Regions from separate parts of the Homo sapiens genome. Here regions 1, 2 and 4 are each linked to region 3. Evidence: chromatin loops called from intact Hi-C (ENCODE). Cell type or tissue: endothelial cell of umbilical vein. All regions are shown on one strand. Region 1 overlaps SNRK (SNF related kinase). Region 2 has its middle 42 kb from the start of TOPAZ1. Region 3 has its middle 63 kb from the start of SNRK. Region 4 overlaps ANO10 (anoctamin 10).

What was found. Hi-C counts contacts between places; a loop is a spot of excess contacts. Peaks named below come from ENCODE experiments on the same cell type or tissue, not always from the same donor. Only the 100,000 strongest peaks of a DNase experiment are listed, where the experiment ranks them.
Region 1: a loop joins it to region 3, with 3 times the contacts of the local background. A loop is called at or near these places in 2 of 110 quality-filtered maps.
Region 2: a loop joins it to region 3, with 4 times the contacts of the local background. A loop is called at or near these places in 6 of 110 quality-filtered maps.
Region 4: it touches region 3 in a loop (8-fold over the local background); 2 of 110 quality-filtered maps call a loop at or near these places.

The regions. Positions count from the first base shown.
Region 1 is chr3:43,339,734-43,347,733 of GRCh38, reverse strand. SNRK (SNF related kinase) reads right to left here. Exons shown (of 7, transcript NM_017719.5): 5 at 7,235-7,447; 6 at 4,256-4,390; 7 at 1-395. SNRK-AS1 (SNRK antisense RNA 1) reads left to right here. Exons shown (of 3, transcript NR_046757.1): 3 at 1-815. Among named protein-coding and RNA genes, the nearest start is that of SNRK-AS1, 8.2 kb to the left of the region's middle. In endothelial cell of umbilical vein, no CTCF peak of the experiment used is centred here; a DNase peak (open chromatin) is centred at 3,763; H3K27ac peaks cover 626 bases.
Region 2 is chr3:44,195,615-44,203,614 of GRCh38, reverse strand. No RefSeq gene overlaps it. Among named protein-coding and RNA genes, the nearest start is that of TOPAZ1, 42 kb to the left of the region's middle. RefSeq lists an enhancer at 4,655-4,704. In endothelial cell of umbilical vein, a CTCF peak has its summit at 4,777 (motif pointing right); a DNase peak (open chromatin) is centred at 4,794; H3K27me3 peaks cover 197 bases.
Region 3 is chr3:43,219,487-43,227,486 of GRCh38, reverse strand. No RefSeq gene overlaps it. Among named protein-coding and RNA genes, the nearest start is that of SNRK, 63 kb to the left of the region's middle. In endothelial cell of umbilical vein, a CTCF peak has its summit at 3,633 (motif pointing left); a DNase peak (open chromatin) is centred at 3,626; H3K27ac peaks cover 295 bases.
Region 4 is chr3:43,540,820-43,548,819 of GRCh38, reverse strand. The region is part of intron 11 of ANO10 (anoctamin 10); the gene reads left to right. Among named protein-coding and RNA genes, the nearest start is that of ANO10, 77 kb to the left of the region's middle. In endothelial cell of umbilical vein, a CTCF peak has its summit at 4,429 (motif pointing left); a DNase peak (open chromatin) is centred at 4,429.

The DNA.
Region 1 (8,000 bases), 120 kb before region 3:
CCTCAAAGATCTGGTTGAGGACGGGCGCACTCTTCCTGGATGTCAGGCGGTTGGTTACAGATGGCTTCCGGCGCAAAACCACTTGTGTTGAGAGGGACATGGGTTTCTTGTCCTCCTCATCTTCCTCTTCATCTTCTTCCACCCTGAACAGACACTTCCGCCCACTGGCTGTGGGTTTTAAGCTTGCGGGTGGCACCGTAGAGAGTGCTGGTCCAGCCAACTCAGGGAGGTCATCTTTCTTAGCTGAGTCACACAGGCCTTTGCTCCTGTGGCCATTGAGGACACTGTCAGCAGCCCGAGCAGGAGACTGAGGGACAGTCGCGTGGGACAAAGGAGTGGCCGTGAGGTCATCCTCAAGGTCCTGGGGTACATCAATTTTGGTTGGCCATGACTGCCTATGTAACAGATAGATTGGGGGGAAAAAAGCCATATAATCATTATGCAGATGATAGTAAAGTACATCACAATGAACTTACTGGGACAAAATCTACAGACTTAAAGAAAAAAGCAGCAGCCTTGCAAACCCATTCAACATCCTGTAAACATCAGCAAGGCCACCAGAAGGGCAAATGTGGTTTTGAAACATGGTTCAGTTTGTGGCTTATTGGCCAAGTGAAAACTTCATCACAGGTGTCAGAAAAGAAAATAGGGCAAAGAGCTACTCCATCTTTTCTATACAAAAGCTTTATACTAAACATTTTTTAGAAGCCCATGGAGGTTATTGGCAAAGCAAAACCTGAACACCACGTCTTGTTTCTTTGGTTCTTAGATCACATAAAGGTATATTACTACAAATAAAATTCACCTGAAATTTCCAGGGCTCCTGATTTTACCATGGGGTAAGAACTTGGTGTTTATAAAATGAAATGGAAACAGTTTAATGGATCTGAATTTTAAAAAAGTTATAACACGTATACATCATACAAAAACATATAAAAATCTCTTCTCCAATTAAAAAAAACTAAGTTAAATATAAATATCTGGCTTTTGAGACAGGGTCTCACTCTTTGTTATTCAGGCTGGAGTGCAAGGGCATGAATGCAGCTCACTACAGCCTTGACCCCCTGGGATATCAAGCAACCCTCCCACTTCAGCCTCTCGAATAGCTGGGACTATAGGCGCACACCACCGTGCCAGCCTTAAATAAGTATATTTTTAAATGCCCATACAAGAGTAGTGAATAACAAAATTCACCATTATTTAAACTTTCATTTTATCTCCCAACCTGGAGCTGGAGTTGCCAAAGTAACAAGAATACTGCTTGGTACCCAAAGAAGATGAATTTTTTAAATGAGGCTCTCTAGCTGCTATTCTGAATAAACGTCTCTGAACTGTCAACTATCCTCTCTCCCCAGGGGGGTATAGTCATATAGTTATAATAATAAAGCAGGAACAAAATTTTACCAGTGGCCACTGTATGTGGAATATCTACTAGACTTGCTATGTGCAAGTTTTCTTTTGTTTTGCACAGGTTCCCCTTTAATAAAATAAACCTGTCATTAAAAAAAAATTTAAATTTGAAGCTAAGAAGCAGTATTCTCTGAAGTGGTCATAACCGAACAATGACTAACACTGTGTGGCCACGTCCTGCTTATGGGTTAACTTCTTGGTTTTCCATTCCAGAACTATCTGGGTGCAGTCTATGAGATGCCTACCCTGCTATCTGGCTCCTCCCTAGAGAGTTCCAACAGTGCTGTCCTCGGCTCTACAGGGCAGGCTGGAGGAAGAGTCTCCGGAGTCTGCAGACAGGCCCCGGACACAGTCAGTCCTAAGAGTTCTCAATTAGAAATAATTCTAAATGCCTAGGCCCTTCTCTCAGACCTCATGTTCTTCCATACGAATGTACTGGGGCAGCCCTACAATTATTCATATTTTTAACAAAGTTAGTGCTACTATATCTGAAACAGAATCTGTTCTAGAATTTAAGAAACCTTAAGCTACTTGATTTGACAACTCCCAATACCACACCACCTCACTGCTGCAGGATCCTATCTGTACCAACACCACTCCTTTCAGCTAAGCCACATCTTATACCTACATTCTTGAGATGGCATCTGGGACTTCATTCTCTAGTGGAGTCCCTGTGTTCTCCCTCAATTCCAGGTCTAGGACCCTGCCCCTGGACTCCAGAACCTGCAGGCCAAATCCCTGTTTCTTTCTGCCTACCGAACTGCTTGTGAAGACACCCAGCCCGGCTAGGAGACTGGATATCAGTCTCCTGTTAACCACTCATCTCAACTGGCCTGTCACAAATTCTTCCAGACTACCCACTGGCCACAGAGCATGTATCTGTTCTCTGTGGCTGTGGTTCTCACTGGCCTGACCCTTCTTCCTCCATCCCTGCCCAGCTAGTTGCCATTTTAAATACAGTCTCCTGACTCAGTCCAGGTTTCTACCTCCTAGGTCATTCTGACCACAAGGCATACCCAGCAATGGAACCAAGGGAGGTCCAGGGTCTTGTCGATAACGTTACAGTGACAACAAAGAGAAGGCAAGTCAGGAGACACTGCCACTGCCAGTGGGCCCTGTGCCATAGAAAAAAAGGTGCTCATAGCTTCTCCACTTCAGAGTCTCCATGACAGCAAAAGGAAAACAGTTCAGAAAGCTCTGGTATTTTTAAATTTTTTTTATTTTTAATTTTTATAGAGACAGGGTCTATGTTGCCCAGGCTAGTCATGAACTCCTGGGCTCAAAGGATCTTCCCACCTTGGCCTCCCAAAGGGTTGAACCACTGTGCCTGGCCTACTATTTCTTTATAGCTAATGTTGGTCTCACATATACAATCAGCTTTAGACTGAGTTCTGGTATGTTTCACTGAATAGAAGAGAGTTCAAATCTAAATATTCTCTTCCAGAAGCCTGGTGGTAGCTCCAGTCTCGGTGCACCTGGCGAGTAGTGATGATCTGCCTTGGGGTTACTCTTTCTTGCCAGGGAGCTCAGGTCAGGACTAGGTTGACCGTAACCTCTGAGCATCAGTCTCTGGTTTATCTCATCCCCAAGAATTTCCTCACTCCCTGGGTTCAGTCCTCTTCTAAGCAGACACTAGACAGTGTGCCTAGTTTTTATTACAGAGGAATGCATCCAAGATATGAATAAAGTTACTAAATTCATGTTCTAGTTAAACTAGACTTCTAAATCTTTACTGTTTGGCAAGCTGGGAATGTTTTCCTCCCCCTACTCTGCCATTCCACCCAAGCAACAAAGTTCACATGGCGAGCCAACTGCAAGTAACTTAAAATCGAAATGGCTTTCTTAATCTTTTACAATCATAATATTATTATTCACAATAATATTCACACACATATATTCATAAATACTTGGAGGTACACACAGATTTACTCAGAATCAGCAGCACTCTTCTGTTTTCGAACTACAGTTCCATGGGTTACTTTATCTGAGTGCATAAACTCGAAATAAATTTCATGATGATAATGAAAAAAGTAAGCCCTTTCCATGCTTTGATTTTAAGTGGAAAGTTACTCTGGCAGAAAAGCAAAGTGGGAAGGCTGGGGGAGAGGAGGAGGAGGAGAGAGGGGGTTAGAAAAGGCTTGGGGAGCAGCACGTTCATGACTTTATTGAAGACAATGGTGGTAAAATATTCCCAGCAGTGATGGCAAACACACAAAGCCCTGGTTCTAAGTGCTTTACATATATTAATTCATCATTCCTCTCCACAACCCCATGAGGTAAATAGCATTGTTACTTTTGTTTTACAGATCGGGTAGCTAAGTCATAGAGAGGTTAAGCAACCTCCCAAGGTCAAGCAGCTAAGAAATCAACTAGCTAATGTTGACTATCCAATCCCGGAAATCCTGAGAGAACACTGTGGCATAGCAATACTCTATTTAGTTTTAAAAATTACTTCAAATAACTGAGGGAAAATTCAGCCTTGTTCCTAGAATGAAAAACTAAAGAAAATAACAGATTAATACATGTTGGATTTGGAAGAATTTAATGAAAATAACTAGCAAGACACTCTGGCTTGAGGCTGCTTCTCCAAACATGTTTTCCTGACCATGCCAACAGACACAGCCCCGGTCCCCACTGAGCCCAGAAGGGGACGGCATCCCTGGTGACGAGGGAACCCAGACCCTCATGTACACCTGAAGAGCCCGTGTGTGGCCTCTCCAATGAGGCCGTCATCACTGTTTGTACTCTCTTGCCCCAAAGAGTTAGGAAGCATTAAAAAAAAAAAAAAAAGTTCGCTATTTCAAAACGTTAAACTTACTAAAATCAGTGAAGATTTTTTTCTCACCTAAACTGGGCCTTGATATTGCTCGGGCTTGCAGATCTGGTCTGTATTTCTTTCTCTTGCTTTTCTCTCAGGATCCTTTCAGCCAGCAGGAAGTATGTGGCTGTGATATGGTTATACCTGTTGGTTTCCAGGGCTCTGAGGAAAACAAGGTGAGAGCAAACGTCAGCCATATCAGGAGGTTTTTTTACAAGAAGCAGAATTGATTTTTAAAAGTACAAGCAAGTTAAATTCAATGGCTGGAATCTTTAAAATTATGCAAAAAATGCAAACCAGAAAAAAACCAAACTAGTAGTTATTTAGGTCACTCAAAGTTCTAAAAACAACTGCATAAAAATGTTCATATTTTTATGAAGATTTTTCGTAAATGAGAGAAAAATCCAAAATGCCAACAGCAGCTGAGTTAGACGTCAGTTTTAGACACATAAGATAAGTGCACGCATTATTCAAAATTTGAATTTGTGTGTACAGTGTTTGTATTTGTTCAGGTGGTTTACTTGCTTCCACTAGAAGTACATGAAGACGAAGTCTGTGTTACATGAATGTGCACTGAAGTACTAATATCAGTCAGAAAACTTAGCAAATGTTTTTATTTTCATACTCCCTCTGCATTTACTGGCAATTTAGGCACTACAGAATTATTAAAGAAATTGAAAGCATGTCACCATCAATTGCTTTGAATAAAATCAATGTAGTCATTGATCCGTTTAAAAAGTAATGTTCACCGAGTACCTAGTCTGGCTAGACACGGTGCTGGGACACAAGGCCCACCAAGGCCCACAGCCCTGCCCACTCTCTTGTAGCTGACCTGTCACAGGACATACATACTAGGAGTGTGCTTTGGCTTTGGCGGATTCCACAAGGCCAGGAAATACGTAACTACGTTTTCAGAAACTTTCTGTAGTTACTGAAAATACTCACACAATGAACACTTAGGAAAGAAGCAAGAGACACCATTTTTCAAAATGTACACTGGGGTCACAACTAATGGGGGCAGGGCAGGCTGAGGCATGAGATTACAAAGGAAGTATCCAAGGTGAAATTCAAGGGTAGAATGACTTATTAGTTTCTTCAGCCAAGTACTAAATACAGGAGTTGGCTTGGGTTTGGAAATGTATTGTGAGAGAAAGGTGTGTGTTGGAACTCAGGAGTCACCCTCAGAACAAGCAGCTTCTCATGATGTGAGCAGCAAGCACGGAGTGAGGCTAGCTGAGAGGACAGCAAGACGCTCACCCAGCTATCGGGAAACCAACAAACTGGCAAACTGGAGTCACCTGAACCATTTAAATTGCACTACCTTTTGGATTTATAATTGAATTTATATTAAGTAGTTCTAGATGACACTACTACATGTATATATGTATTTATTTAAGCTAAGAACGTAAGGCCAATTCAGAGAGATACAAACAGCCTTTTACCCACTCAAAAGTGAAAAATCATTTTCTACACATTCCAAAAGTCAGTGTCTGTAGCAGAAACAGCAAGTGTCCCGTCTCCACCACATGTTTAGGTCATTTAAGTAGCTGTGAGTCAATACTGTAAAGAACCATAATACATTTGGAAACTTATAGAAAATTGTGCTTAAACCAAAATTAAGAACCTGGGTTTATTTTTATAAACCTTTCTTTCCAGTAATGTAAAACACTCTAAAGTGTCCTTTATACAGACACTGCCCTTCTCAGGGATCAGAGCCTCCCAGTGGGCATGTGTGTGGCACGAAGACACACAGCAGGGGTCTGCAGGTCCAGCCAACAGGCTTCTCTTCCCCGAAGTCAGGGAACTGGATCAAATCCTGAAAGGGCCCTCCTGATGGGAGCCCCTTTTTTGCCTCCTAGAGCATACTCTCTTTCGAACATACCCAACTGTTTCATTCAACAAATTAAATAACTTCTGACCTTTAATTTGTGGAAATATTCCTTGTTTTTACAGTCAGGACCTCTTATAGAAATTAATCATTATCAGAAAAAAGCAAATGCCTCTTTCCTCTGTATTATCTTTGATTCCAAACTGTTTATTAAAATCTGGCTTTGGGGCTGGGCACAGTGGCTCACACCTGTAATCCCAGCACTTTGGGAGGCCAAGGCGGGCGGATCACGAGGTCAGGAGATCGAGACCATCCTGGCTAACACAGTGAAACTCCGTCTCTACTAAAAAATAGAAAAAATTAGCCGGGCGTGGTTGCAGGCACCTGTAGTCCCAGCTACTTGGGAGGCTGAGGCAGGAGAATGGCGTGAACCCGGGAGGCGGAGCTTGCAGTGAGCCAAGATTGTGCCACTGCACTCCAGCCTGAGCGACAGAGCGAGACTCCATCTCAAAAAAAAAAAACAAAAACAAAAAAACAACTGGCTTTGGTTTTAAAGGATGTAATTAACAACTTGTATAACTTGCAGGCTCCAGGTGGCTGCAGCAGGGGCTCTCAAGGGCCAGATAATAAATATTTCAGGCTTTGTAGGCCAAGTGGTCTCTCCCACAACCACTCTGCCATTATAGCACAGTGCAACCACTGACAATACTTAAATGAATGGGCATGGCTGTGGCCCAATAAAACTTCACTTATAAAAATGTGTGGCCAGCAGCATTTACCAACTCCTGACTTAGAGGACTCTAGGCAGGTGGTACTGTTCTCCCTATCACTGTGGGGACCGGCAGGAGACAGAGGAATGAGAATAGTGCCACAGATAAGGTACATACTGGGATACAAAACAAGCTGTTTCATTCCACCCCTATAGAATGGGGAAAAGGCCACAGCACTCACTGAAACCACCCAGCAATGGCTTACTTGTTCACTAGCATAAAAACCAAAACACCAAAAAAAACCTGTGTCAGGCCCTGGGCCAAGAACTTTAGAGATAAATGACACAACTCTTGCCAACTGGGAACTCTTATCTATTACACAGGTGTCCAAAGGCTGTGTTAAGTAGAGAGAGCCCATTCCAAGAATCCTAAACCTGTGGCCCTCTGTACTGACGGGCATTGACGTACTCTACAATGGCGTCTCGATCCGCTATGTCCCCAAGCACCATGCGCTGAATGATGCTGTTGTGCTCCTCTTCCGAGAGATTTTTGTATGACACAAGGGGAATGTTATACTTTGTAGCTGGTGAAGGGTCCACTCCCTGAAGCCAAGGATGATTTTCAATCTCTTCTAAAGAAGCCCTTCTCTTGGGATCTCTCTGTAGCATCCGTGTGATTAGGCTGGAAAGGAAGGTAAGTCCATTGTTAAAGCAAACTGCTTGCAAGGATCAGTAATGATGGATCATTTTATTAACAAAAATGATTTCCTATACCATCAATTAAATTAGGTGCACTAGTGGTGGCAGTGGGGCAGATGGGAATAATAAAAATTTAGTGCCACTGCAGTCATAAAATAAAAAATCACAACCTCCAGGTACGCTGATAAGCCAAATGCACAAATAAGAGCTCCCTATCATCCAGAATTAACTATAGGTATCAACATCTGTTCTTGAATTAACTGCTGGCTTAGTGACATACCAGAATTAAATTCAAGGATCAGCAATGACATACAGAATAAAGTATACAAGCCCACTTCTGTTTCAGAAAAAAATGAATGATGCTTCTGATGACAACAACTAAAATACCATGTAACATATATATATATATATATATATATATATATATATATATATATATATATATATATATTTTGGAAATGGAGTCCCACTCCATTGCCAAGCTGGAGTGCAGTGGTGCAACCTTGGCTCACTGCAACCTCTAACTCCTGGGTTCA
Region 2 (8,000 bases), 980 kb before region 3:
GTCTCTGGTTTTAAGGTTGAGTTTATTGGAGATCTGTCCACCAAAGGGTGGACTTAAAGTTCTTAGCTGTGGTTATGTCAATCTTGAAATAGAGTTGCAGGGCCTGTATATTCCATTTAGGTCAAGACTAAGTTGAGTGAACTTTGAGGCTTGGCAAAACTGGAATTGCCCATCTGTGGAGTAGAGAACTGGTAAGTTACTGATACACTGGTTAGCTCAATTCGTTATGCACTGGTTAGCTCATTTACTGAACACATATTTTGTGGGAAAGCCTGGAGCTATGAAATCAAGACCATCTCACCCCTAAGATGCTGAAAGCCTGATGAAAGATGGATTTGTAACCAAGCATACCCCAGAAGTAGGTTGCATATTCACCTCTTCCTTTGTTCTCTTTCCCCCTTATTCCTCTCTTCTGCCAGTAGCACCCACACCACTTCTTTGGTTCCACAGGAAACCTCCAGGATAAAGACACTTGCTGAGTGGAAGTGCTCACATACCAGCAGTTACTGTGTCCTGGAGGATGCCCTCAGTGAGATCTGGCAGCCAATGCCAGAGAATACAAAGTCATGTTCCTTTCTCCCATCCAGTGGGCAGGCTGCTATATTTCATGGCTAGTCAGCAATCTAGTCACTTTATCAGCAGTTTGCCTATGACTCCCTTAGATATTATCGGAATTTATAGAACATGAGACTACATTTTGAGAACTTAAAAGGTAGGCCGGGCATGGTGGCTAACGCCTGTAATCCCAGCATTTTGGGAGGCCGAGGTGGGTGGGTCACCTGAGGTCAGGAGTTTGAGACCAGCCTGGCCAACATGGTGAAACTCCGTCTCTACTAAAAATACAAAAATTAGCCTGGCGTGGTGATGGGCACCTGTAATCCCAGCTACTCGGGAGGTTGACCAAGAGAATTACTTGAACCTGGGAGGCGGAGGTTGCAGTGAGCCAAGTTCATGCCACTGTACTCCAGCCTGGGTGACGAGTGAAACTCCGTCTCCAAAAAAAAAAAAAAAAAAAAGTATTTAGGCATCTGTCAATGACTGAAATTTTATTTCATTTCATACCATCAGATTGTTTCATCTTTGGGGGTTTTGGATCTTTTCAATGCTCTTACAAATATGAATCACCTCTTCAGCAAATAAAACATGTGTGGATATTTTGTGTATACTGTTGACCACCATGGCCCTTGCCTTCCACTATATGACGAGACTAAGAAATGGATTAGAATAAGCATCCTTGTATCTGGTCGTCTTTCTTGGTTCCTCAATTCTGCAATCCTAGGAAAACAACCCCAGGGCCACAGTGAGATAGCACGGGTCTCATTATTCTAAAGACAGTGAAAATGACTTTTAATCTAGGAAACAACAGAACTGTTTCTTCTAAATTCTTGAGGAGGCCTTTCATTCAACAGATATGTTTATCCACCTGGAGCAAAGTCTATAGGAGTTAAGTAGTAGCAAATGTGGGAATACTGCTTGGCTTATGAATAAGCTAGGTGATTCCTGTCAAGTCCAGATGAACAATGTGAGCTATTGGCCTCTCATGAAAAATCAACTGTAGACAAGAAAGAAGGAGGAGTGTCATCTGGGAACTTAAACAATTGAAGCCTCTGGTGAGAGGCAACCCCAGCTGCAAGTGTAGGGTGTCTGAGGGAGGTTATGAGAATAAAGCTCTTTGGTTCTGTTCATGCCTCTCCACCATATTGCCCTAAGACAGTCACTGCCTGCTCCTTCCATGTTAGAATGGAGAAGAAAAACCCAGCTCCCAGTGAGGGCCAGGTAACATCAAGGTAGCAGCAAAATAGGAAAAAAAAGCCCTACTGCTGTGAGGAGTTGAGGAAATAAGGAGGGGGCTGCCCAGTTACCCACAGGCAGTTCTGGGTCTACCCTTCCACCCCTAAGCCCCAGGGATAAGGGCATTACGGTAGCTCATCCCAAGGCTGCATCCTAGAGTTGAAAGATAGGAATTTCCTGGTGGAGAGATGGAAGGCAGTTCTCTGGAGCCTGTGGTTCAACTCCTGCCCACCCCTTAGGCTCACCAGGACTGAGACAGAGGAGAGCCTGATTGCAGCCATTCTCAGGTCCTATTACCAGGCAGAGGAGCTCAGAGCCCCAAGGAATAGCTCACAGGCTCAGTAACTAGACACTTGAAGAGTGCCGCAAACTGAACAGTAGACCCTCTGAAACAAGGATTGGACCAGATGCAACAAGGACTTACAGGGATGATCAAGAAACTTGAAATGAGGAATGGTGTTGGCAGCATGAAACAAGAAATCAAAAGACCAAGTATGAGAAGAATACAAATGAAGAATATATATATGTATATATAGGATAAACAGTAGTAGACAAAGCAGAATAAATCGGTGAGGTGGAAGATCAAATGAAGGAAACAGAAAAGTATAAAGCAAGCAGGAAAAAAGATATGAAAGACGGCTTTGTCTAGGAGACCAAAGGGAAAGGTGGAGACTAGCTAATTAGAGGTGACCAGGCTTAGGGTCACATGGTCATCCACAGAGGCACTGTTTGGCTTGAACTCAATTTAGAGAAATTGAGACCAAAATTATAAAATAAAATTTAATCCCCTCTTGGAGGAAAAAGGAAAATCAACATACTTCTATTAAAGCCAGCTTTCTTCTTCCTGCTTCATCCACTGTCTAGCTGGGTATGTGATATACTTGACCTTGGAAGTATGCATGCTTGACTATGCATATCCCTCATCCAGAACAGATAATGTCTCTTTGAAGTTATTGAACTATATAAAAAAGCTATGTTAAATGACATCCTTAAAATCACAGTGAGCCATGTACAATGTCAAAGACTGCCGAAGGAATACTGCAATCCAACAAACAGCTTCCATGGTTCAAGATTGACTGGTGATGGAGTAAGGAAAGCCTTGTGGTTTCCAGTGAGCAATAGCTTAGGTCACCCCCTAACTTAGGCACTTCTTTAGTAGAAAGTGTGACTTTTTATGAAGATAAGGGTAACCAAATCTGCTGGCCACCCTGGGCAACTGTGTTGTGGTGGTGGTAGTGGTTGTTTAAAATCCTGAGTTGCCTGTCAGATGTCTGTAGTCTTCTGTTGTCAATGTATTTTACATGCCTGTCATCTTCTGCTTGTAGCTATATCTGCCCAGGGGCAGCCCTGATGTACCTTCTCCCGTTTGGAGAAGGGAGACAGTCAAGCTTGAACTACCTGAAAGGCTTCTATCAGCCTTTCCTCAATGAGCAATGCCCTCTTCTCTGCAAATTGTGATCAGCTGTGCATGCAGCAAGATGAACAAATGGTTTTGACCAAGCTGGCCAGTTGGTCACTTTAATAAAGTGAGATGTGAACTCACTTTATTAAAATTCAAGGACACTGGTTTTCCTTACTAGGAATCCGGGACTTTCATATGGTGGTGGGTGTGGGATGGGGGGGTGGGGGGTAAGGGGGGAAGGGGTGCGGCAGGCACGAGGGTATGGGCAGCAGGTGGGCTGGTGGCGGGGGAGGTGGGAGGCCTGTATTTGGATTTCCCTTCTCTGATCTTTGGAAATTGCTCTTTGTGGCATGAAATGCTTTTCTTTGTGTCTGTTCTTGACATGCTGAATTACTTTGAACGAAAGTAGTGGCAAGCCCATCTCCCCTAGGGCAAAGATGAAAACATGTATATGAGGAGGCATGTTGACATGTATATGACATGTGTTCACATGTCACTTCCCCCAGTGCTGGAAGGAAGGGGCTGAAAAAGGAGCTGGAGGGAAAATCCCTATGCCCCTGTTTCCAGATGACCTGCAGTGTCAATATGAGGCAGTATTAATCTTTTGTTCATAGGAATAATCTTTAGGGGTTAATGAGCACCCAAGATCAAATGTAAGATTTCATGAGCACACTTGTTTGAGACGGGGTCTCACTCTATTGCCCAGGCTGGAGTGCAGTGGTGTGATTATGACTCACTGCAGCCTCAACCTCTTGGGCTCATGTGATCCACCCATCTTCCCAAGACTACAGGCACGCATCACCAGGCCTGTCTAATTTTTGTATTTTTTTTGTAGAGACAGGGTTTCACCACATTGCCTAGGCTGGTCTTGAACTACTGGGCTCAAGCGATCTGCCCCCCTCGGCCTCCCAAAGTGCTGGGATTACTGGCATGAGCCACTGCACCCAGCTCATGCGCACTTTTCTAGGGAGCTCATATGTTTTACCAGATTCCCAAAGGTGTTATGTGAAACCAAAAAAATTGTTAAAAAAGCAATTCTGATGGGAGGTCATGGAAAGAATAATGGTCCTAAAAATAAAGGAAAGAATGGAAGTCTTCTACTTAACAGACTATTTGCCCTTGTCCAGTAGAAATGCCACTGCCCCTGCCCCTGCCTTTGGCCACCTACCTTTGTGGGTCACTGAGGTCGGGCAGCCTGACAGGCCTAGATGGACTGGCTTAACTCTAAGGAGTGGCGAGTGAGTTTTTAAATGTAGGAATGTCATTGGTTCTAACACTGGTTGGTGTAGATCTGAGTGCTTGCTCTACACCAGGCATGGTGGTTAGTGCTGCCAGTGTGAGTCACTTTTATCTTCACAATAACCTTAGGGATAGATGGTATTATCCTCATCCACGATGATGAAAGGTATCAGAATTCAATCAAATGAAAGCAGAATGCACTGCCATTATTAAAGTCCGGTGGGCGTTCTGCTCTTCAGAGAGGGTGTAGAATGCAAAAGAAGTTCCAGGCTGCATAAGCGACTCCTTCTTCCTCTCCAGTGAGTTTGAAGCGGGGGCGGGGAAAGAGCTTTGAGTTCTCCTCTGCCGTCACTAGATGGCGGTGTGTCAAAGGCTATTTCCTACCAGGATGCTAACCTCCAAGGAATGCACCTGTTTTGTTCTGGGGTGTTAAAATTTTTTTTTGCCTGAGTTTGAAAGAAGAGTTGTAGGAATGAGGTAGGAAACTCTCCTAATCTATCCCTCCCACGCATCCCCACCTTTCCCCAGAACACTTTAAACCGAATGTTTCATATTTGGCTAAATAGTGCATCTCTTAAATAATGCATCCTACCTGCCTCTGTCCCCTGGAGTAATTCTGCATTTCCATCTGCAGAGCGTCTGCAACTGGCATGATGACTGCATTCTCAGCATGTCGTAACAGTTCTGCAGTGATAAGGCCTTTCATCTTAAAGTCTTTACAGAGTTCTCCTTATGGTCCTGATTCTAATGCCTTGAAATCTTGAGACATACAGTAGTGCAAAGTCCACAAACACGTGTTGAAACATTTTGCTGCTGAGGTCATTAATGACTCAAGAACATTATGATCCTTTACATTTCCCCCATCATCTACTTTGTCCTGGTAAATGAAATCCTGCTTGGGTATTCTCTGATGTTATCAATACTTTCAGACACCTTCTCAAATGTATAACTCTTTGCCAAATGTAGGCAGTCAAAAGATATATTTTGTATCACTAGGAGCTGGCCTTTTTGAAGCCATATTTTAGTACTACAATGAGACCAAAGTAAGTAATCTTATTCAATTAGGAGTTTTTCTTTAATCAGTAGTACAACTTTAATGGCTGCTGCTATTCTGTAGGGCTGTAAATGTATTTTTATTGCACCCTTTCCAGCAGTTAGACACTGAGACGAGTCTCTTGTCTAAAGACCTTCATCTAAAATCATATATAATTCACTTACTAAATGGCTAAACTGGAACTGTGCCTCTTCTCTTACATAGGAATCTAAAACTTAGAATTATTAAGCAGTGGGATCCTCTTCCTTCTCAAATGTGCTTGATGAAAATGTCCTACAGTCCTAAGCTGTTTGTTTCATAAGAGAATTAAGGGCCAGGTATGAATCCTTGCATATGATGTATGTTCAGGGATCTTTGCAATTTCTTTAACAGATCCATAGCAAAGATTTCTTAGTTATATGGAAAATAGTCTCGATTCTTACTAATTTGTATGTTCTGTTTTGAGGCTCCCATTAAGAGCACCTGCATTATCAGATTGCTGTTTCTAACAATCTTTCCTTTGAAATACATAAACACTATTATGACTTATGATATTTTTGCATCTATCAGAAAATATATGCCATCCAATTTTGCTAGTGCTAAAATAAGTATCAAAGTGCTTTCCTTAAATACACTTTTATTTGCTATTTCTGTGAAGCAAACTGCCGTTGGACTTCCCATTAAACAATGTCTAGAATCTTTGCCATTGTCTCTCTATGCTAGTCACACTTACAGCACCTACTTTCAGACTCCTCATCTTTCAACCTGTTGTCTCCTTTCAGTTGCTGGATTAAGTATCATTTGGGCTACATGTTCCCCCCTTGTCCCTAAAATTCCTTCCCATTCCACCCCAGCTATTCTAATGCATTTAATAATATGTCTTTGGATATGTATGATTTCTTCAATGTACAGTGGAATGTATTCCAATTTACATAAATAGTTCTACGTTATTTTCTGTTATGGCCCTTCAATCAATTCCAAGTTTCACCTTATTGATCTCATTCTTTCTTTCCACTCAGTGCTTAAGATGTGTGTACAACTATGAATGCATCCTATTCATGGCATTTAACTGCAGGATGGTGTTCTAGTATTCATCCGAATTTCCCTTATCTGATCCACTAGTGATGGTCATTGTGTCAATTAAGGTAATGTTAGCTAATGGATCAAACACGATGAGTTTACTAATAGGAGTATCAGTCATTTCTGGCTGGATGCAATAGCTCATACATGTAATCCCAGTGCTTTGGGAGGCTGAGGCAGAGGGGATTGCTTGACCCCAGAGTTGGAGACCAGTCTGGGCAACATAATGAAATCCTATCTCTACAAAAAAATTGAAAAAAAAAGCTGGGCATGGTGGTGCACACTGGTAGTCCCAGCTACTTGGGAGGCTGAGGCAGGAGTATCACTAGAGCCCAGGAAGTTGAGGCTGCAGTGAGCCGTGATTGTGCCACTTCAGCCTGGGCAACAGAGCGAGACTCTGTTTTTTTCTTTCTTTTCTTTTTCTTTCTTTTTGAGACGGAGTTTTGGTCTTGTTGCCCAGGCTGGAGTGCAATGGCATGATCTCGGCTCACTGCAACCTCTGCCTCCTGGGTTCAAGTGATTGTCCTGCCTCAGCCTCCCGAGTAGCTGGGACCTCAAGCATGCGCCACCATGCCTGGCCAATCCTGCACTTTTAGTAGAGACGGGGTTTCTCTATGTTGGTCAGGCTGGTCTCTAACTCCCGACTTCAGATGATCCTCCTTCCTCGGCCTCCCAAAGTGCTGGGATTACAGTGTGAGCCACCGTGCCCGGCCGACCCTGTTTCTTTTTAAAACAAACAACCCAGTCACTCCTGATAGGTGCACCTGGGTCCCCAGAGCACTTCTATCTCGTGGCTGTGCCATCTTCAAACCAGGGTTTCCTATAATGATCAGGAAGCAGAAATTGAGGATTGCATCTGAGAGGATTTTCTGAGCCATGCTGAGAGGGGTACAAATCACTTCTATTCACATTCCATTGATCAGAGCTGTGGTCCATGCCCATTGCTGGGGAGGCTGGAAAGCTATTGTTGTATGGCTTTTAAAATTTCTATTTTTCAACTAGCATATAGAACTATAATTGGTGTTCTTTTATTTTTTATTTTATTATTTTATTATTTTCATCTTTATTTTTGAGATGGAGTTTCGCTCTGTCACCCAGGCTGGAGTGCAGTGGCGTGATCTCGGCTCACTGCAAGCTCCGCCTCCCAGGTTCATGCCATTCTCCTGCCTCAGCCTCCCGAGTAGCTGGGACTACAGGCGCCCGCCACCGCGCCCGGCTAATTTTTTGTATTTTTAGTAGAGATGGGGTTTCACTGTGGTCTCGATCTCCTGACCTCGTGATCCACCCGCCTCGGCCTCCCAAAGTGCTGGGATTACAGTCGTGAGCCACTGCGCCCGGCCTATAATTGGTTTTTAAATGTTTACCATGTATCCTGTGACCTTACTACATTTATTAGTTATGGTAATTGACTGATAGATTATTTAAAATTTTCTTTATAAACAATCATGTTGCGGT
Region 3 (8,000 bases):
TAAAAGTATTCCCTTTTTACCACATTAATGCCAATATCTATTGTTTTTTGACTTTCTAATTATAGCCATTCCTGTAGGAGTGAGGTAGTATCGATTTGTGGTTTCAATTTACATTTCCTTGATGATTAGTGATGTTAAGCATTTTTTTCCATGTGTGTTGGCTATTCATATATCTTCTTTTGAGAAATGTCTATTCATTAGACCTATTTTTAGAACTCTCCATTGTTAATTGTGTTGTGTTTTTATGGTCTCTCTGCTTTTGCTCAGGCATTTACTTAATCATGCAAAACATCCTCATTGGGGGCCCACTTTGAGCAAAGCCCTCTGCTGAGTTCTGCAGAAGGCATCAAGGCAGAAGCCCTAGTCCAGCTCTTTCATCAACCAGTTGATGAAGGAGTCTTAGTTTATACACCTTTAAAACAAGACACTTGTGCTTACTATCCCATTGGGCATTAACTTCCCTACACTGTGAGCTCCTCATGGCAGTGCACCTTTTCATATACCTGCTGACCATTTGTATGTCCTTTTTGGAAAAATGTCTGTTCAGGTCTTTTGCACATTTTAAAATCAGATTATTTGTGTTTTGTTGTTATTGAGTTGCATGAGTTCCTTATATATTTTGGGTATTAACCCCTTATCAAACATACAGTATATATGGTTTGCAAATATTTTCTCTGAATCCATAGCTTGCCTTTTCATTGTGTCGATTGTGTCCTTTGCTGTGTAGAAGCATATGTGGTGGTGGCAAGGTCCTGGGCAGTCCCTAGTTAGCATCCAATGCCACAAATCAGCGACATGTGACTCACTCTGGAATGAGGATGATCAAAACCTTCATGGAACTATCCACCCCAGCTATGGATGCAAGCATAGGTAAGCCTGACAGATGCTGAAGTCACACAACAGAGGTGTCTGATTCAGCACCTCACACAATTTATAGTCATATATTTGTTGATATTTTGAAATTTTTTATGAAAACTTTCAGATGTACATGATATAGACAGAAGAGTATAATGAAACCTCAGACACTCATCACCCCACTCAACAGTGATAATACTGCCTCCCATTACTCCTTGCCTTTGAATCCCAAACATCCTGCCATTCCATCCCTTATGCGTATCTGAGATTTATAAGGACTTTTTAGAAATGTAACCACCATGCCATTATCCACCCTAACAAAGTTAACAATTATTCCTTAATATTAGATTAGTTCTCTCAAAGATATCTCTTTAGGATTTTTTTTAAAGTCAGAATCCAAACAAGGCTCATTCATTTCATTCAATTGTCGTATGTTTAAGTCTCTTTTCTCTAATAGTTCCCAATTCTGACTACATCAAACTGAAAAGCTTCTGCACAGCAAAGGAAACAATCAACAAAATGAAAAGACAACCTGTGGGATTCAGAGAAAATATTTGTGAAACATATATCTCATCAGGGATTAATATCCAAAATATATAAGGGACTCATACAACTCTATAGCAAACAAAAACAACCTGATTAAAAAATGGGCAAAGGACCTGAATAGACATTTTCCCAAAAAGGACACACAAGGCCGGGCGCGGTGGCTCACGCCTGTAATCCCAGCACTTTGGGAGGCTGAGGCGGGCGGATCACGAGGTCAGGAGATCGAGACCATCCTGGCTAACACGGTGAAACCCCGTCTCTACTAAAAATACAAAAAATTAGCCGGGCGAGGTGGCGGGCGCCTGTAGTCCCAGCTACTCGGGAGGCTGAGGCAGGAGAATGGCGTGAACCCCAGGGGGCGGAGCCTGCAGTGAGCCGAGATTGCGCCACTGCACTCCAGCCTGGGCGACAGCGAGACTCCGTCTCAAAAAAAAAAAAAAAAAGGACACACAAGTGGTTAGCAGGTACATGAAATGTGCCCAACATCACACATCATCAGGGAAATGCAAATTAAAACCACAGTGAGAGATCGTCTCACACCTGTTAGGATGATTATTATCAAAAAGACAAAAGATAAGTGCTGGTGAGGATGTAGAGAAAAGGGGACCTTGGACACTGTTAGTGGGAATAAAAATTGATACACTCATTATGAAGAAACAGTGGGAGTTTTCTCAAAAAATTAAAAATGGAACTACCATATGATTTAGCAATCTCACTTCAGTGTACATATCCAAAGGAAATAAATTTAGCATGTTGAAGACATATCTGGACTTCCATGTTCATGAAAGTATTATTCATAATAACCAAGATATGGGATCAACTTAAGTGTTTGTTAACAGATGAATGCATTAAGAAAATGTGGTAAATATACACAATGGAATACTATTCAGCCATAAAAGAAGAAAATCCTGCCATTTGTCCCAACATGGATAAACCCAGAGGATGTTATCTTAAGTGAAATAAGCCAGACACACACAAAAATATTGCATGATCTCACTTTATTGTGGAATTTAAAAAGTCAAATTCATAGAACCAAAGAAGAATGGTGGTTACCAGTGTTAAAATAGTTAAAATAGTTAGTTGGGAGGTCATTAGGCTAAGGAGGTAAGGCCTTGGGTCTTACCTAATCTTAACCAAACAGAAACTGCCAACAAATCTCTAATTAGGGATTTTCCACTGAAATAAGGCTACTGCTCCACTTTAACCAATCAAGTATTTTCTTTGCCTTACTTTCGTGCTCATCCTATAAACGTCTTCCTTTTGTGCCCCTGCAGGGGAGTCCCCAAACCACCTGTGGTCTGGAGCTGCCTGATTAATGAATTTCTGTCTGCTCAAATAAACTCTTTAAAATTTTAATGCACCTAAGTTTACCTTTTAACACCACGGATAGGGAGTGCAGCAAAGGAAATGGGGAGATGAAAGTAGGATGTACAGCAGGGTAGCTGTAGTTAATAATACTGTATTGTATATTGCTAAGAGAGTAGAACATTGAGTGTTCTACACACACACACACAACTATGTAGAGTGATGGATATGTTAATTAGCTTGACTGTAGTAATCATTTTATTATATATATATATCAAAACATCACATTGCACACTTTAAATGTACACAATTTTTATTAAAAACCAAAACAGTTCTCATTCCTTTTTGTTTCTTTTTCATGTTATTGATTTGTTGATGAAACTTGGTCATTTATCTTGTAGAATGTCCCACAATCTAGATTGGGCTGATTGCTTTTTTGCAGTGTTGCTTAATTTGTTCTTCGGTACCCTATATTTCCTGTACACTGGTAAGAGATCTAGAGGTTTTTTAAAATTCAGGATTAATTTTTCAAAGGCAAGAATGTGTCATCGTTAGTGTTATATATTTCATGTTGCCTCACCTGGGTAGACACATAAAGCATGGTTATCTCACTAATAGTGATAGATCAGTGGGTTTAGATGGTGTCAGCCTCACTGCTCTGTTATGAAATTCCCCATCAACATTTCCCCTAAGGTTTTCAGCATCCACTAATGATTGTTTCCTAAATTAATTATTCCACTAAAGTCACAGATGGAATTATATAATTCCTCCTGCATTTAATAGTGGAAATTTTTCTACAAAGAAATTTCTCCAGAAACAATTCAATTATCCAGAAATACAGTTATACAGACTAGAAAGTTAAAATAAATGTTTTTTTCTATTTACCAATTTTTGAAGTAATGAGCTGAAGCCCTAGCAACCTCTAGTGGAGAACCATGATCTTCTCCTTTCTTTTCTTTTTTTAAAGTATTATTTCGAGCTCATGGATTTTTATATTGCTGTTTTAATCTACTGTTCTATTTTTTTTTGTTGTTGTTGCTAAGAATTTCCAGTCTTCTGGAATGGAAACCTTTCAGGTTGACCTCTGGGTATCTTTTACATAGTCTTCATAGTTTTTTATAGTTTTTTTTTTTTTTTTCTGGCACAAGATGTACCAGGCTCATCTTGTACATTTCCTACTCACCCTTGGAGTCAGTCATCTCTCCAAGGAGCTCTGCCTCTTATATTGAGAAATGGTATTTAGAGACCACAATCTGGGCACTAGGGGTGCTTGTCATCATCAGACTTTTTCAGTGGATAGCACTACAAATAAATATGTTTTAGAGGGAAATATTGTAATTTCATACTCTATTTCCAATTCAAATTTCAAATCACAGAGTTTCTATTTAACCTTACTTCAATATGTAGACCTACTACAATTTATTCAACTAGTCCCCTATTGCATGATTATTTGGTTAATGCCTGTCTCCTGACAGACTCTATGTTCTCTATGATGTCTGCTTTTACTTCCTTCGGTGTCGCTTGTTCTTAACACAATACCTAGAACATAGTGGATGCCCAAACATGTGGGATAAATGGATGCTTGAATGTGTGAAGGTCACTTCTAGCCCTGGAATTCTAGCCTCCCTAGACCCAGCTACAACTCACTAAGTAAACGCACCTTCAAAATCACTGGAATTCCTAAACCTGAGAGTGTACCTCCACCCTCTAAGTAAGAAGAGACCCCCATGAGAGATTCCTGGCCATGTCCCACGCACAGGGAACTCAGGGAGCTGAGGCATGGAAAAGGCAGAAAAAAAGGAGAACTCTAGAGACGGAAGCCATCAAATGGGAAATAGAGAAATTGATCACACCTGCCTCTGGCCCTCCATGTGTGTTTTGCTCAGTTTAACCCAAGACTGTTTTCTTTTGCTTCAAGGAGTGGCGGTGCTACAGGCTTTCCAGGTGCTACGGGCTGCAACAGAGGAGGCCTGTTGCGGTGTTTTTCAGTGCCTTTTGTGGTGGTTTTGATCTTTTGTGCACTCCCTTCTGACACTCACAAGGAAGACTTGTAGAGTGTCTAATTGTTTACAGGACCATGGACCCTCACAGTGATTTCAAGAGTCTGCAAGTGATGTGCTTGAGGTTTCACCTTGATGAAGTGGCTGAGCTGGGACTTGAACAGATGCCCCTGGAATGCTGAGTGTCTTTCCCTCTGATTACCTCCTTCCCCACAAGATTCACTTCAGAGAAACAAGAGGGGCTTGGGCACCACTTTCCTTATGCCCCAATGATTCTTCTTCCCAAGAACTTAGTTGAGATTGCCAGTTGCATTTGCCTTTGTTGTTGTCAGTGTCCTGTGGAAAAAGGTTGGCTGGTTATTCAGAGTGGAACAAAATTTTTTGAGGCCTCCTTTTCCCACTCTTGTTAATGAAGGCTTTTGTACTGCCCTGGGGTACCTCCTTGATGCATATTCTTTGTTGATGTTATTGTTGTTGTTTGTTTGTTTTCCTTTTTAATTTATAAACAATATTTTCTCCAATTCTAGGAGTTATATGTGTGAGAAGATTAGAAGATTGAGAAGATTAGAAAAATGAAGAAAAGCATAAAGAAGAAAAGAAAGCTTGTCTGGTCTCCCACCACCCTGAGTTACAGTGAGGACTTGGTGGGCTGCCTTCTGTATTTTTGCCTCCCGTGCCCTCCAGATCCATGCCCTGTGCTGCTCTGTGCCTGCAGCCTCATCAGCAGGCCCTGTGCCCTCTTGTATGACTGGGTTTGGCTACTTGGAAGGCCTGGCAGAAGGAATGAGAGTAAAGTCAGTGAAATTGTTCCTCTGCCTCCCTCCCTGCAAGGTCACCTTGTTGCAGATCACTGCTCCTCTCGAGACTCAGGAGCCTAATGAGACGCTGTCTCCTGTCGCGCTCTGCTTACTGTCCCTTACCTCCCTCCTTTAGATGTAAGGACGGTAAGTGCCTAGCAACTGCACTATTTGTTGTGCCCCTACCCACCTGCACTTTTGTAACTATTCCCTCCCCAGGTCATCCTATGTTGAGCGTGCCATCTGTTTTCTATTGGGAATCTGATTGATTTACTTCCTGACTCACTAACATTTCAAGGCCTTCCCCCTGAAGTTCCCATTGCCATGAGCTTTCCCGAGGTTTCCAAGCCATGCATGGTATCTAGAATAAATGTGGGGGGCTGAGGAGAGAAGGCCTCTAATTTTCTGAGTCTTGCCTGGTAGCACCCCCAACCTGACCATACACAGAGCGAGGCCCACATCCATGTGTTGTGATATGAGGGATTCCACACCTCCACCCACTCCCAAGAAGCTCCAACTCCTGCTGCTGTTATCCCTTTATTAAAGTCACTCTGTTGATTACCTGAATTATCTCCAGAAGGTCCTCTGCCAGTCGAAGAGAAAGTTGTAAGAGAAAAGGAATGAGCCACAGCTTGCTCAACCCAAGGTCTTTGTGCATAATCTGCCTCAGAGCCCCACTCACGGACTGGCTGAATCCTGCTGACCTCTCTGGCCTCAGCTTTAATGAGGCATCCCCTGCAAAGCCTTCTCCAAGCTCTCCACCCCGGTTAGGGGCCCTTCTTCTGTGCTTCCTCATGACTCTTATTACAACGTGTTGTAACTCTCCGCATGAGGCTGTGAGGTCTGCGAGTGTGGGATCTGTGTCCCATTCACCCTTCCACCTGGCACTTGGCCATAGCACCTGGCACATAAGCACTCCATACATATGTTGAACATTGCATGTTTGGGATATCCTCCAGTATGAAGTTTCCCCATGAGATCCATTTTGAAGGACTATTTACAGTGGGAAGACACCTTGATTTGAATGAGCCAGCCACCTCCTCCTTGAATACCATATACATTAGAATCCATTTGCCCATCCCCACAGGCACTGATGTGATGGGACCCTTAACAGGTGTGTTTATTGGAGGTAGGGGTGGATTGTAGAACAGAAAGCGAAACTTTGTCAGAGATCTTTATGGGGTGTTGACATGGGAGGGGGCAGAAGAGTATAAAAGCAGAGCTAGGGAGATGGAAAAAGACTCTTTTTATTCCATCATTTTCCCAAGAATCAGGTGTAGAAAAAAAAATACCTGTGCTGCTGAGGATCATAGGGAGATAGACTTCAGATGCAATTTCAGTCTTCTGAGGTCACTTATGCTTTTATCTACCTTTTTCAGCTTTACCTGCTAATGTGGGGGCAGGGGAGCTCTATGCATTAGTGAAATACATCTCTATTTGCATAAAGAAACACTGGAAGGATATACGGGAAACTAATAAAGTGGTGACCTCCAGGGGATGGAGGCGAGGATCCTGATAGACTAGGGTAGCAGTGGAGAAAAACTTCTCAATGATTCCTTTTGATATTATTTTGACTTTTGAATCGTAAGAATATGTAAGCTATTCAAAAAATAAAAAATTACATCTAAAAATTTTTCCTTGAGAAGAAAAATAATCCTCAAATATTTTTTACTTTCACCCACTTAAGTGGAGCAAAAGACTCAATGTTCATCTAGTCTACCCTTTTACACATTCTTATGGAAAAACCATGAGACTTGTGTATAATAACAAAATGTTGCTGTGTGAGCAGGGCTCTTTTGGGAGGGAGTGGTATTGTGTAACATTTGCTTTTGCATGAAGAGTATTGGTGATTCCTATTTGAACCACAATGGATGCATATCTTTCAATCTAATTAGAAAATTAGAAGACCCTAATACTGATGTGGTAAATGTAGAAACCTAAACATTGCAAGGGAGAGCAGATTATCTGCAATCAGCTATGTGGATAGCACAGCAGTAGCCACTGATGAGTGAGAGAACAAACTTTGCTTCCTTCTAAGTGTGGGACTTCCAGACATCTACAGGTATGGATGCACAGCAGAAATTTTGTTGGTTGCCGCTTGCTGCACGGATGACAGAATTTGGAGTAGAAGCCTGAATTAAAGTATTCAGGTCACACAGTGCTTTTGGTTCACAAATTCCAAATTCACCCATCCTTACTGATTCTCTTAATAGGTTACTAGTAAGAAGCAATGAACTCTCCATAAAAGCGACAGTTGGAGGACTGTGTGGCATTCACTCAGAGGAGCAGAGGGAATTTACCTCTTTGGAAAGCAGTTTGCACTCATCAGGAGAATTCTTGTATCCCACCAGTGCTTTGAAGCCTGCTTTGAAAATGACTGTTAAAATTACTGCATTGGCAAAAATTTATAAGCTACTCTGCCGTGAGATAGCCAAAGTCCTAGAGAATTGGGACTCCGTGATTGAAAAGGCCACTCACCCAAATCATGCTTGTTCCC
Region 4 (8,000 bases), 320 kb before region 3:
AGCACTAACCAAATGTAAATGGAATAATTTGTAGGAATTTTTTTTGTTGCTTGTAATTATAGTTGTCAAGAATATTGTAACCACCTTTCATTTTTAGATATTTTAAAAACAAAACAGTTATGGAACTCTATAAAAGCAGAACTTAGGAGGATCCTGAATGGTGTTTCATATACTTAAGGCCTTAGGACTCAGGGCTGACCAGAGGAAAGGAAATCATGAACTTGCACATTTCCAGTGTTGGCTAAAGAAATATATTCTGCTTTGCTCTTTTTGGCTCTTATTGTATTTGGTAGGAATCTGTGTTCATGATAGATGCTATATGTGGAATATGCATTTTGGAGAATGATTTTAGACAGCAGTGAGTGGGAGGGAAAAGAAAATGGCCCTGACAGATACAAGTAGTCTATTTTGAATTTTGTAAGTTGAATAGAATTTTGGAGAGCTATTTGCAAGGCTGATTTATGACCTGTGGAAGTGAGAAAACAAGACAGAGTTACCTTTGACAGGGAGAGACCAGCTGGCTAGGCTTGTAGTGTGCTTTCTTGATTTAGAATATGGCACTTCACTTCACAGATCTAAAAATTTGTCTTTGCCAGTATACTCAGAGTTAATTAAAGGCTTTTGGGACTGACTGAAACTTAAAACTCATGAAACTTACAAGGGATTGACCAGAAAGCCAGGTGGTTAATTTACAATAAAAAGATACTTTACCAATACCGTAACAGTGGATGTTAAAGTGAAGGTGGATTGGTTATTAGAAGATTTCTTGGTAAATTTAGAACAAGAGCAGGAGTGGTGTAATATCCTGAAATACGCAGAAAACCTGAAAACCATCCCTACCTCCACACAGAGCAGAGCTCTCTCATGAGCCAGCTCTTGGTGTCCATCGCTAGCTTCTGAGCAATGCTGGATGAGCTCATTACAGTCTACATCTTGATTTTTGCCCTCACTTTCTCTAGATTCCTGGCTGGCTCAATATATTACCATTGATTAGCCTACTGCTTTCTTTTGTATTTAGTGATACCTTAATCACATATTGAGGGCCTGGTTCTTCTTACTTAATTCGGGAGACTTACTGGCCTATAAATACTGTTCTGCAGGTGGCTAGTCTCGTGTTAAACAGGATGGTTTTGCTAGTCTAATCCTCACTCGATTCACTTAATCTGCACATTCTAGGGATACTTGGCTGTTACCCTCTAGGTTCTAACCATTATGCCTCCTCTTATTTATTTATTTATTGTCTCTTCACATTGTATAAAAACAGCTGTTTTAATTGTCATTGTCTAAACTGGCAAAGTAAGAAGCATCAAGGAAGGCTAGGAAGAAGCCAGGAAGCATCAAAGAAGGCTCCCTGCAGGTTTCAGGGGGATCATAGCCCTGCCAACATCTTGATTTTGGACTTCTAGCCTCCAGACTATGAGAAAATACAGTCCTGCTGTTTTAAGCCATCTATAATAGTTTGTGATAACTTTGTTCTGGCAACCCTGAGAAACAAATGCATTTTCCTTTCTGTTGTAATAACTTTTGTTAGCCAATTTTTAAAGGGTCAGTCTGCTAGCAACAAATTCTCTTAATTTTTTCTTCATCTGAAAACTTTTTTTCTCTTTCATTCTTAAGTATAGTTTTGCTGGACATAGAATTCATGGATGATAGTCTTTTTCTTTCAGCATATGAAAAACATTTTGGTATTTCCTTCTAGTCTCAATGGTCTCAGAAGAGAAATATATCATTCCAATTGGTGTTCGCCTGTAGTTAATGGATCCTTTTTTCTCTGGCTGCTTTTAAGATTTTTTTCCCTGTATCTTTAATTTTTGAAAGTTTAATCATAATGGGCCTTAGTGTAGCTTTTTGGGAGTTTATTCCATTTGGGGCATGCTCAGCTTCTTAGATCTGTGGGTTTGTGTCTTTAACCAAATTAAGGAACTTTATAGCCGTTATTTCTTCAAGTACTCTTTCAGCCCCACTCTCTCTCTTCTCCTGGGATTTTCATATGAATCTTGGGTCTTTTGTATTTTCCCACAGGTCCCTAAGGCCCTGTTCAATTTTTGTCAGCCTGTTTTCTGTTATTCACATTAGGTGAATTCTGTTGATGTATTTTCAAGTTCACTGTTTCAACATCTTCTATATGTCCACACTACTATTGAGCCCATATACTGAGGTGTGTTTTTTTTTTTAATTTCTATTACTGCATTTTTCAGTTCTATAATTTTCATTTGGTTGTTTTTATAACTTGTATTTCTTTTGCATGTGGATGTCCAGTTTTCCCAGCACCATTTGTTGAAAAGATTGTCTTTTCTCTAATGCGTGGTCTTGGCACCCTTGTTGAAAATCATTTGACTGTATATGCAAAGTTTGCAAAATCATTTGACTGTGTATACAGTTTATTTCTGGGCTCTTTATTCCATTGGTCAGTGTTTCTGTTTTTATGCCAGTACCATACTCTTGATTTCCATAGCTTTGTAGTATGTTTTGAAATCAGGAGGTGTGAGACTACTAACTTTGTTCTTCTTTCTCAAGATTGTTTTGGCTGTTTCAGTGTGTATTTATGTCAATGTGCTTGCAGTAAGCTATGGCTATTTATTTTATGATATTTTAAAATGTTAACTATCGATCAGAAGTTGGATTATATTGGCACAGATGGGTCCTCTCTTTCTGTCACAGTGTGTATTTGAATATTTGTTTTGTTTATACCTTATTGACTTTCATACATTTGAGAGGGCCCTAGCTTTGGTTTCTCAATAGAAAATTTTGTGTGTCAGGACAAAACCAAGCTCAAGCTGTTTAAAATAGCCAAAAAATTAGAAATTTACCAATGCTATTCTAGTGTTGCTGAGACCTCAGCTGAATGCCATCTGGTCTTGTAATGAATCCAAAAAGTGTAACATTTACAAATAGAATAGAAAATACAAATTTTTGGTTTGCTACCATTCAGTTTGTAAAATCATGTTAAAATTCTAATTCTGAATTTTACAAGGTAACTATGTGAGGTGATAGATATGATAATTAGATTAATTTTGCTAATCATTTCATAGGATATACATATTTCAAAATATGTTGTATAACTTAAATATATTTCAATTTTTATTTGTCAGTTATACCTCTATAAAGCTGGAAAAAAAGAATGTTACAGAATGTTCATCAAAACTATCAGTGGGGTCGGGCACGGTGGCTCATGCCTGTAATCTCAGCACTTTAGGAGGCCGAGGTGGGCAGATCACCTGAGGTCAGGAGTTCGAGACCAGCCTGGTCAACATGATGAAACCCCGTCTGTACTAAAAATACAAAAATTAGCCGGGCATGGTGGTGCGTGCCTGTAATCCCAGCTACTCGGGAGACTGAGGCAGGGGAATCGCTTGAGGCAGAGGTTATGGTAAGCCGAGATTGCGCCACTGCGCTCCAGCCTGGGCGACAGAGAGAGACTCTGTCTAAAAAAAAAACAAACAAACAAACAAAAAAAAACCATCATTGGGTCAATTAACATGTTTCTGTTTATAAGATTTTTCTCTTTTATCTGAAAATCTTTTCAAATAAGGAAATTAAATCTTAAAATTAACGTTAAAATAGAATTTTTTACTGGAGTCTACATAATGTTCTTATTGATTTAAAAAAGTTTTGCTAGTAGCATATTAAATTAACAGCATGCTATACTTTCATATGTTTATTCATGGCCCCTATAAGAGCAGAAATTTTACTAACTCAAAAAATGCCATAGTCTATAAATATATAAAAATTCTCATAAATTTTTAACGTCTTGATGGAAAAAGCAATTTAAGATGCTTTTTTTCCAAATTAATTAACCAAATAAATATCTAGATACATTTACATGATTAGAATTTGTTAACAGAACAAACACGACTTAGAAAATGTAACAATTTTATAAAGTTGATGTTGAGTGTTAATGTTCTCAAAATTTAAAATTGGATGAATTGATAGTTTCTATTGCTTTTCTGGATCACATTTCCAAAGCCAGGTCACTTTATTTTTTACGCAGGTTTCTGATTCTTTTTTTTTTTTTTTTTTTTTATTTCAGACAGAGTCTTGCTCTGTCACCCAGGCTGGAGTGCAGTGGCACAATCTTGGCTCACTGCATCCTCTGCCTCCTGGGTTCAAGCAATTCTCATGGCTCAGCCTCCTGAGTAGCTGGGATTACAGGTGCACACCACCACGCTTGGCTAATATTTGTATTTTTAGTAGAGACGGGGTTTCACCATTTTGGCCAGGCTGATCTCGAACTCCTGACCTCAAGTGATCTGCCTGCCTCAGCCTCCCAAAGTGCTGGGATTACAGGTGTGAACCACCATACCCAGCCCTGATTCTTCATTTTTTTTTAAAGCTTGATTTAGTACAGATGAAACTGAGTAAAGGCAAAAATGATCACTGCTGTATTATGAGAACTGTGTCATTTGTCACAACTTTTGTGTATTTACTGCCATCTAGTGTTGCCTTTAAAAATTGATGACACTTGAACACTACTTTCATTTGCAAAATAAAGAAATTTTTGTAGACTGAACCAGAGAATAGCCTACCAATGTAATAGATGAAAACATGTGAAAATGCCATTTTTTGTGGGTTAAAAATAAATACTGGCGGTGTCATAAAGTTCAGCTCTCAAGATTAAATCAATATTCAAATAATTTCCCTTAAGTAATTATCATCCTTCTTTTTGAGGCAAACTTAGTTTGCTTTTTTGATGTAATTTTTAGCAAAAGATTACTACTTTACCTGCAGAATTATGTATGTCTCCAATTTCTAAAAAATAGAAATGGCCTGATATCTTCCAAATATTAAATCTTAGATAATACTTCATTTTAGTAATGACAGTTTTAATTCTAAATTAATTGACAGTTTTAATTCTAAACTTGGCAAGATGTACCTATCAGACATGTTGAATTACTGACAATTTACCTACTAAATTTGGTTCTTTTTCTAAGGTGAAGACGAGTTAACTACTCATCCCAGAAATTACACTGCATTTCTAATGTTTAGGGCCTGGTGACCACCAAGCCTGCCTGTACCATGCATGTTTAATTCGTGGTTTAAAAAATATCATTTAATTACAGTTTCTTTTAAAAAATAAGTTTTCATGTGGCACCCCCTCTCCATCTGCCAGCAGCTGCTTAGAAGCAGAATTGAGGCCGGGCGCAGTAGCTCACGCCTGTAATCCTAGCACTTTGGGAGGCCGAAGCGGGCAGATCACAGGTCAGGAGATCAAGACCATCCTGGCTAACACGGTGAAACCCCGTCTCTACTAAAAATACAAAAAAATTAGCGGGCGCTGTGGCGGGCGCCTGTAGTCCCAGCTACTGGGAGGCTGAAGCAGGAGAATGTCGTGAATTCGGGAGGCAGAGCTTGCAGTGAGCTGAGATCCGGCCACTGCACTCCAGCCTGGGTGACAGAGCGAGACTCCGTCTCAAAAAAATAAAAAAGAAAAGAAAAGAAGCAGAATTGAGTCTTATCTGTAATACCAGAAGTATCCTCTGAGAATGAACTGAGCCTTTCCAGGTTCTTTTGTGCCCTGACTCACAGGCTTTATTTTCCTAGTTTCAGATTTGAAAGTTGCAAGCATTATACAGATAATTCCTATATATTCTTTATCAGGATTCACTGATTTTGAACATTTTGTCACACATGTGTTCTTCCTCTCTCTCAACTAAGAGAGAGGGAGGGAAGGAGAGAGAGAAACAGAGGGAGAGAAGAGAGAGAGATTTATAGATATTTGAAACTATACAAATGTGGATTCTATCCCTATACTGCCTCTTAGGGTATCACCTTGTCTTGTGAGCCCATTCCCTTGACTTCAGAGTGAGGCCAGTGCAGCCTCCCTTGCATGAGTGTTCTAAAGAGTAGAAATAACACATGTATAACTCTGATTATGTGTCTGGTATTGAGCAGGTGCTTACTAATTTGCAGGTCTTGTTACCACTCTCACAAGGCGAGGCATAGATGAGGTTGTATATGTGAAATGCCAAACACAGGGCTGAGTACTTGGTCAAGGCACAGGGGATGTGAGCTGCAGTTCTAACCAGCTTAGTATCAGAATGAAACTTTCGTTATCTTTATTATCATTTTCATGATTATTTGGTTAAGCAGGTAGTGTCACAGCATAGAGGTAGCTTGGGGTGTCAAAGTCTGGTGGTAACTGAATTAGAATCCCAGCATTTCCTTTTAATCTTTGAGTCTCAGTTTCCTTGGATATAAAATGGAGACATTGGTAGTGTACACAAGAAGTGTCAGGCACCATGTTTGATGCAGAGGAGGAAGTGGAAAATTGATAACAGTTTATAGCACCACTGTTGTTAATGAGTTCCTCTTTCAGCAATTAGTTCATATGACTCTGTCAGCTCTAGATTTGTTGTCATGGGCCAGGCTCTCCATCATAGCATTGCATTGGTTCCGTCTGTGTTACAGTTTGCTGCTTACATGTTTATCTCCCTCTCTTACGTACCTTCTATCTGTGGCATGGCTGTTTTCTTCTCTCTGCTGATCTTACTTCCACGCCTCAGCCTAGCCCTCCCTCCCTCTCATTCATCCCTCATCAAGACTTGCTGATTCTGACTTCTGAATATTTGTTTCGGCTCTCTCCCTTGTCACTGAGTTCATGTTCTTACCATTTCTCATCTAGACATACTTTTTAAAACAGCTGTGGTGAGCATAACTCACACACCATACAATTCCCTTATTTAAAGCATACAGTTCAGGAGCTCTCACCTAAACTTTTACAGCAGATCTTTTTTACAGAAGGAAAGCCTTCTGGCTTTCCTGCTTTTCCTCCTTTGGCCCATGCTCTCTACTGCTGGAGTGGTTATTCCTAAATGAAACTCTGATCATATTTCTCTTCCGCTGTGGCCCTCACATGGGTGTCCATGGCTTACAGAAGAAATGCGTTAGTCGAATGCCAGATGTTTGTTAGTCTCCTTCCCCTTCACTTCCCCTGGCTTCCATTCCATCCTTGGATAACCTAGGACCCTTTGTGAAAGTCACTGTTATCATTTACTAAAACTGTATGACAATCACGTGGCTCCATTACCAGATCGAGCTTCCTGAGAGCATGAGCAAGGACAGCATATGATGAAGCCTCAGTAACTGAGAAGCTTCATAAAGTAACTCAGTAGAGTTACTTTAACTCTTTGTTTTCAAGTGATTAAGTAACTGCTTGTTAAACGTTTATTAATTAATGAATGAGTCATATATAGTTTTTTTATTCAGTGTACATATAGTTAGTGCCAATTACTTAAGAATTAATTTATAATTATAAGGACTTTGATAATGTACCTTTGAGAAGTATACTAAGAAAACCCTTAAGTAAAATATTAAAATTATATCATTTATAAGAAAAGGCAAACTATATTGGGCAGTATGGTATAGTGGTTGAGAACATAGGTTCTGGGTTCAAATCCTGGCTACACCACTGACTAGCTCTGTGTCTTCAAATGAGTACCTACTTCTACAAACTTAGGAGGATTAAATGAATAAATGCATGCAGTATGTTTAGTACAGTGCCTGGCAAGATTAAGTGTTTAGTTTTGTTAGCTATTATTGTCATTGTTTCTGAAAAACAATCTGTTGTCATAGAAGTCTCTTCACCTAATTGAAAGGTTTGATTAAGTTCTGAGAATTCAGTTTAAAACTTAGCCTACAAAGGAGCCCACAACAAACTAAGTTACTAATCTGGTCACCATTTCCCATTGTTGAGCATGAGTTGGGTTGGTTTTTTATTTTTGGATTAGGGTGCTTTTGAATAGAATTATGGAACTGGGTTTTTTTTCTTCCTCCTCTTGTTTCCTTTATTCCTGTGATAATCTTGGAATTTACTAGTCTTTCCATGGGCTCTTTAGCTGTTATCTGGATAAAACATTGCTCTGTGTTCTCCTAATGTTGTGGGAATAATTAGTCAAATCAAATGCTTACATTGAATACATATTTATTATGTGCTAAAATATGCTAGGCATTACTATGATACATCCCTGGCTTCAGGAATGCTCACAGACAGAATTATGCAA